2 separate regions of the Homo sapiens genome follow, and region 1 is linked to region 2. Evidence: chromatin contacts called from ENCODE Hi-C or POLR2A ChIA-PET data. All regions are on one chromosome and are shown on one strand. Each heading gives the region's core, a stretch centred on a gene start or an enhancer-like site at or near the end of the contact. The rest is flanking DNA. Distances are from core to core; before and after follow the strand shown. Region 1 has its middle 42 kb from the start of LINC02038. Region 2 overlaps LINC02026 (long intergenic non-protein coding RNA 2026).

Evidence for each region. Hi-C counts contacts between places; a loop is a spot of excess contacts on that map. ChIA-PET counts read pairs that join two places held with the same protein, here RNA polymerase II (POLR2A). Pooled maps may share reads with other maps.
Region 1: a loop to region 2 is called in a pooled map, with 4 times the contacts of the local background. The contact joins two enhancer-like sites. A Hi-C loop is called at or near these places in 3 of 168 maps with a recorded cell type or tissue (Calu3, PC-3 and PC-9), 3 of 37 single-sample maps with no recorded cell type and 8 of 50 pooled maps. POLR2A ChIA-PET finds 5 or more read pairs at or near these places in 2 of 52 experiments (MCF 10A and PC-9).

What each region holds. Positions count from the first base shown.
Region 1 is chr3:193,884,188-193,887,839 of GRCh38, forward strand. No RefSeq gene overlaps it. Among named protein-coding and RNA genes, the nearest start is that of LINC02038, 42 kb to the left of the region's middle. Within about 2 kb of position 1,729, at least 4 of the 41 ENCODE cell types and tissues checked have a DNase peak (open chromatin) inside an H3K27ac peak, as active enhancers do.
Region 2 is chr3:193,969,805-193,973,253 of GRCh38, forward strand. The region is part of intron 1 of LINC02026 (long intergenic non-protein coding RNA 2026); the gene reads right to left. Among named protein-coding and RNA genes, the nearest start is that of LINC02026, 32 kb to the right of the region's middle. Within about 2 kb of position 1,772, at least 8 of the 41 ENCODE cell types and tissues checked have a DNase peak (open chromatin) inside an H3K27ac peak, as active enhancers do.

The sequences.
Region 1 (3,652 bases), core at 479-2,978, 86 kb before region 2:
ATTGGGCAGCACAGCCCTTGATGATGCCCGGCTCTGTCGGGCACCATCATCTCATTCAGGCATTGTGAGTAATGGCCTAAATTCCTTGGGATGACAAAAGCGAGGTTTGTCTGGGAGTATGAAAAGACGCTTCTCTGCCTCGTTTCATGCTTTCTTACAGGGTCGCAGAGAGGGCAGCTTCTGCCATTACTTTTTTTTTTTTTTAACTACCTCTGTGTTTACAGCTCTCTACTTTCCACTGAGCCTGTGAGTCCAGCAGGGACTGGGGTTGGGATGCAGTTTTCAGAGACCTGTGACTACACCTTTGTTACTGGATAGACTCCTCAGCCCTGGATCAGCCACAGCCCTCTCCCAGGAAGCCCCTCAACTCTCTGCTATTACCCTTCTCCAAGGCCTGAAAACAGGACTCTCTCTTCGAGAAGATCACAGACCCTTGAGAAGATACAGAAATTCTCTGCTCGGCCCAAGTCAAAATAAAATGACTGAATAGGCCAGGGCAGCACAGACGAGAGAGGAGTTTTCTCTGGGGCAGTGGTTCTCCAAGTGTAGTCACTGAGCAAGCAGCAGCAGAGTCAGCTGGGAACTTGTGGGACATACAGATCCTGGAGCCCCACCCAGACTACTGAAGCAGAACCTCCTGGGGTGGCGCTGGCAATCTGTGTTTTAATAAGCCCTCCTCATTCTGATGTCCTCTAAAGTGTGAGAACCACAGCTCCAGAATACTGCAGGGCAGTGACGGGTGGAGGAGAAGGAGTAGGGCTGACTTCTCAGAAGAGTCCCGAAGACCTTGTCCTTGAGTCTGCAGAGAAGTTCACCAGGCAGACAAAGAAAGAAAGAGCAAGCCCAGGCATACCCACAAGTACCATCTGAGCTCTGCATACCTTCTGATATATGTTTAATAATCTTGGAATAACAATTGTATTGATATTATGTTGTTTAGAGTAAGTGGCAATGTATTCTTTGAAGAGTTAAAACTGTTTTCTGTGTTTAGAAAAGTTCTCACTTGAACTTAATTTTGTGTTCTAAATTTAACTAAGGATTATTTTTATACAAACTTTTGAAAGCTTACTAAATTTATCTGATTAACTTGTTAACAGTAGGTAGTTAGGCAGACATAAGCAGGGCAGACCCCCACCCCCACCCCAGGAACGTCAGACAACCATCAGGTGATGGTCAGGAAGTTGTTCCACTGCTCCCTAAAATAATAACTGATCGCACCCAGCACCAGGGAAAGGCAGTCTCCCAATAGATAGAAAACACCTGGCCGGGCACGGTGGCTCACGCCTGTAATCCCAGCACTTTGGGAGGCCCAGGCGGGCAGATCACGAGGTCAGGAGATCAAGACCATCCTGGCCAACATGGTGAAACCCCGTCTCTACTAAAAATACAAAAAAATTAGCCAGGCGTGGTGGTGGGCACCTGTAGTCCCAGCTACTCAGGAGGCTGAGGTAAGAGAATGGCGCAAACTCGGGAGGTGGAGCTTGCAGTGAGCCAAGATCACGCCACTGCACTCCAGCCTGGGCAATAGAGTGAGACTCCATCTCAAAAAAAAAAAACAAAGAAAAGAAAAGAAAAGAAAACACCCGAACCTGGTAGGCAGCAGCTTCCCGATAAGATCTCAGGAGTTGGGCGAGTGGGCTCAAGCATGTGCATTGAGAGGTAAAACGATGGACTTCATTTAACTGGTATGTGACCTTCATCTAGGAACCCTAGACTGGTAAGGGAAAAATGCCTCCAAGGAGCATGCACTCGACCTCAGTAAACACCGCACACGCGGCCCCTCCCAAGTGCTGGCAGGCCCACTGCACATGCAGACAGTCCGCCCCAAGAGAAAAATCAGGGGAGAACAGACACACCCCACTGGAAGCAGGCCAAACTATACAACCCTAAGTCAAAAGTCAAACAGCACATTTGAATCTCTCAAGTCACCCACTTGGCCCTCTTCCAACTGTACTTTACTTCCTTCTATCCCTGCTCTAAAACTTTTTAGTAAACTTCCACTCCTGCTATAAAACTTGCCTTGGTCTCACTTTGCCTTATGTCCCCCGGTCAAATTCTTTCTTCTGAGGAATCAAGAATTGAGGTTGCTACAGACCTGTATAGATTCATTGCTGCTAACAAACTCATCCAACCTCTTTCTTTGATTCCTTTAAAGAAAGCATATAGCTTTTAACCAAAACTTCCACTCAAAGAAGTCAAAGATGGATAGCTAGGATACTGCTTGTTTAATAATCCTCATCTCTTGGACATTTATTTTCTCTATTAAACTTATTTCTCCAGCAATTCACCCACCTTCCCTCTTGCTCCCACCCCACATACACTTCCTGGCTTTGAAAAGGAAAGCAGATAGGCAAACTGGTTAAAACTGCACTAAGTAAAGGATGAAACTCTAAGCAAGAGACTTTCTTCCCTAAGCATGCTTTCTTGCATGAATGCTACTCTGAAATTTCATTATTTAGTGAAGAATGCACAGGTGTATGGTCAGACAAATAAAGGCTGCCTTTTGCTAGCTAGTCATTAAACTCTCTGTCCACATTTCCTAGTGGCTGTAACATGAGGCTAAGGATATGTGGTAGGGGTTCAACGACACCATAATGTATAAAATAGCTGGCACTTAATAAACACTTACTAAGTGTTTGTTTCTACCTTTTCTTCCTTCTTCCAAGGTAATAGTGGTACATGACGAGCCCAGGCTCTGACCTAAAATAACTTGACAGCTGGATTTGAATCCAGTCTGCCACTTACTGGCCATGTGACCTTGGGTAAATTATCGAAATTATTCTCTACATCTCAGGTTCCTCATCCTTAGACTAGAGATGGCAAAAATAGTACCTGTCACATGCTGTTGTTGTGAGGATTAAGGATCTTGATACATGCAAAGTGCACAAGAGCGCCTGCAACATAGCAAGCCCTCAATATAAGTTGGCTAGTGTTATTGATATTGTTATGATTTTCAGTTTCCAACTCCCGTGAGCAGGTAAGATTGACAGAGACGTGACTTACAGGTAAGTAAGATGGATAATCCCATGCACTGTGACTTTCAGAGCCTTGATCAACTTCTGAGCATCACATAATTGTTTCCATGAAATAAAGACTTTTGTTCCCTCCAGAGCACCTTTCTCATTCTTGATTTTTAAAAATTATGCTCTGATAGGTTTTCATGATTTGCTTGCACATGACAGTCATTTCACTACCACCACTTCTATGACAAGATTTGGAGAAGATGCTGTTTAGGAAAAGGAACCAGTTGGAGCAATGGATTGATTCTCCAACTTTGTTGCATAAAACATTTAGAATGACAGAGCCAAGGAGTCTAAATTTACACGAGTCCAGTATTTTCCCTTTAGATTTTCATCCCCAATCCCTCAACAAGCTGACTCGGTCAAGTCACCAAATTAAATAAACCTAACTTCATTCAAGTGGTTTTGTGGGGATAGATACGGTTCTGAATGAAATCCTACCTTGAGACTGGGGCATAGGATATTTTGACAGAGAATTGCAGCAGGTTAAGTAGATTCTTATTTAGAGAATCTTGTATTATGATTTTTCTTACCACTGACTTACCTGATTTCACTTAGAAGTGAAATCTAAGAAGTTCTCTGCAGAAGCAAATATTTCCCATGTGTTAGATTTGCTCCCAGGAATAGAAAGA
Region 2 (3,449 bases), core at 522-3,021:
ACGATAATATAATAATAAGTTAAGAAGCACCCCAGGCATGTTTCAATCAGTGCAAGTTGATCAGGACAATACCTTTGCTCACACAAGAGGCTGCACTTTTTCTTAATGAAAACGGACATATGTGACCTTCTTTGGCATGCACCTACCATGGATTTACACTCGGCTTATGCTGTCTACACACCCCATTTGCACGTGTGCTGCCAACAGACCATTCTCTCCTACACATGAGATTTAACCAGACCCAAAAGCTATAAAACCTAGAGACGTTTCATTGTTGATTTGGAAGAAGAAACGGTATGGGCTGTAAGAACTGGAAAAGATTTCTTCTGACTATTAAACTCTGAGCTATTTCAAAGCAATAGATTCTAGCTATAGAGTGTTTAATAAAATGAGGAGGTTTGGGATCTTCCAAGCTATGTTTCATTTCCTAACCCTAGACCATGCTTCTGCAACTGGAACTAGAGATCAATGGGAAGAGCAACAAGGGTAAGGGAGAGTTGATGGATGTGCCTGAGGACGTTTTAGGTTTGTAGTAATGACAACATAGTCCACTGGGGGAGCTCTGCGGGCTGTTGAACATGTAGAATAGGACCTAGTTGGAAATGTGGATTGGAGAGCGAGCATCAAAAAAGTGAGTTAAGGGGGGAGGGGGGGAGGGATAGCATTAGGAGATATACCTAATGTAAATGACGAGTTAATGGGTGCAGCACACCAACATGGCACATGTATACATATGTAACACACCTGCACGTTGTGCACATGTACCCTAGAACTTAAAGTATAATAAAAATAAATAAATAAATAAATAAATAAATAAATAAATAAATAAATAAAAGTGAGTTAAAGCCCCACAATTCAAGTTACTTCGAGGATATAGGATTAACAAAGCCTGCTCAAGCCAAATGATGGGGACACGGCAGGCCAAACAGGGAAGTCTGTGTGTGATGTGATAGGCAATATAAAGCCAGCAAAGGTCTGGGATCAGGGAGGTCATTGTAATTGTCAGGAAATTCATATCAGATTAAGGCCAGTTTTGCCTCCCCACGTCTGTCAGCTGACATGTCTTCTGCCCTGTGAGGAATGCAGAATGCATCTGCTCCCCCTTCCACATGGCAATAGAGAAAAAAGCAGGACTAACACTTTGCCTTTGTGCATTTCACAGGAATAGCAGGAAAAGCCTTTTGAGAAGGCTCAACACTCACAGAGAAAACCACATTAATCATCAGCCTAGGAAACTGGAACACTCCACAAAACCATTGCTATAGATTCAATATTTACACAAAATCTGGAGGTTGAAGTTCTTCCTTTCCTTGCCACAGAAAGGAAACCATGAAAAGCTGCCAGAAAGAGAATCTCAGTTCCTATTTACACTCGCCAAATTCATAAAGCGCAACATTCTCATCTTATAGATAAGGAAAACTGAGTCGCAAAAAAGACAAAGTGTCTTGATCAATAACGTGTTCATACCCTTTACCTGACCATGCACATTTTGAGGTGCGGAAACTGCAGCCCCAAGCGTACAATGCCCTGCCCGACATCACACAGAGAGTGAACACCCAAGCAAACAGTCATCCCCGTTTGCCCCACTGCTCTACCCCATGTACCAACCAAAGCAGGCTAAGCAGAGAGAAAAGGAGGAAGGTAGCTGTGCTGTGTCTGAAGAAGCAAACCAAAATAAGTCTCATTCAATCCGGTCTTTGGGACGGGTAAAACCCCTAGTAATAGAGGAACCTGCAGACACGTAGTTGGGTTTTGGTGGAAATCATTGGGACCTTCTCTGCTATGTTTCTCGAAACAGTGTCTTTCAGCTTTCTGCAAGGGAGTTTCCCAGAGGTCTTATTACAAGTATGGTTTGGCTGGAGCCCAGCCCAGACTTCCTGGGTCAGAATCTCAGGGTGGGGCCCTGGAATCTAAATTTCTAACAAGCTTCCCCAGTGGATTTTATACACACTGAAGTACAAGAGCCACTGTGGCTCACATTCTTGACCAGACAGTATGAAAAGACTAAGTTCAGATCTCATCCCCAAGATGGGGGTCAGACCAGACAGGGGTCACCGTCCCGCCTTTAGCACCCGGGCCCCACGTGCCCTTTCAGCCCCTGCTCGTTGCTCAGCACAGCCCAGCCCAGAATTACTCCTCCTAAAAGACATCTCTCTGCCATTTTAATTTCCAAAACCTGTCATAAAAGCAGCTCTTCTCTTCTGATGAGGTAATTGGTGCCATAATACCATTAGGAGGGTGCCCCTGGTGCACAGCTCAATTAGGAAAGGTGTATTAAATGATTTACATTTCTTTCTTTAGCTGAAACACTAGTTATAGACTTGCTAAGTAATAGGATGTTGTTAATGAGCCATAGCATGGGGCTCATTTAATTCAATACTGTAGCTTTCTAGCTAATTGAGGCATTGTTCTTCTTTACCCCACAGTCCAATTTTTCTTCTCCCAAAGCCAGGGGAAGAAAAAGAAAGGAAAAAAAGAAAAAAGAAAACCATTCGAGGGTCAGACAGCAAAAGTAAGAACCTCCATAGAGTCTGATTCCCAGCCAGTTTATGACAGCCCAGCCTTCCAGGGGATAAGATTCCCTATGTTAAGAGCTGACTGCAGGTTCATTCTAGGCTGAGGCTGAACCTAGAGGCCTGAAGAGCCCCAGGCTGAAGAACCTGGTTACAGTGTCCCCATCCTGTGAGTTCTCCACTCTACAGGAGCTCAGGGGAGGCCTGACTTGGGATCATCTAGCCTTGGTAATAAAAGTGTGGTCCATGAGCGAGCATCACGTGGGGGCTCGCTGGAAATGCAGAACTCATGTCCCACCCAAACCTACTCAGCCAGAATCCACATTTAACAAGATGCTCAAGTGATTCTCATGCGCTGCAAATTTTACGAAGCACTGGTCGAGATCCTTTCAGATTGAGCCACAACCTCCCAGGCCTCCCTCAGGGAGTGTTCCCTACTAGAAGGTAGCCTATTCCCACCCCACAGAAACATTGCTCTTTTTTAAAATATGGGACTATTCTCATGGAGGAAAAAAAAAACTTTTTTAATGAAAACAGAGAGACAGAAAGAAACCCAGAGAGAAACAGTAAAGGCCAGAAAAGGGTTGCTGAACTTGAGAAGTTCAAAAGCCCATATTTCATTTTGCTCACAAAACCACAGACCTCTCCTGCAACACACCCAAAGACTGCAGCTTTGCCTCTGCCAAGCCGCAACTGAATGGAAAGCCAGGAGAAAACACTCTTTCTAACACAGGAGAGCCAGGAACTCCAGTGCAGAGACCAACCTTCCAACCTCAGGGACTCACAGTGTGTGGAAGCAGCCAGAGGCCTTAGAAGTTATGTCTCACTCCCTTCATCCTACAGAACAAGAAACTGAGTCGTGCAGGGCAAGTGACTTGTTCAAGCAACCCAGTCCCGTTAGTGGCAGTGCTGGCTGGGATTGGGCCCAGATCTCCT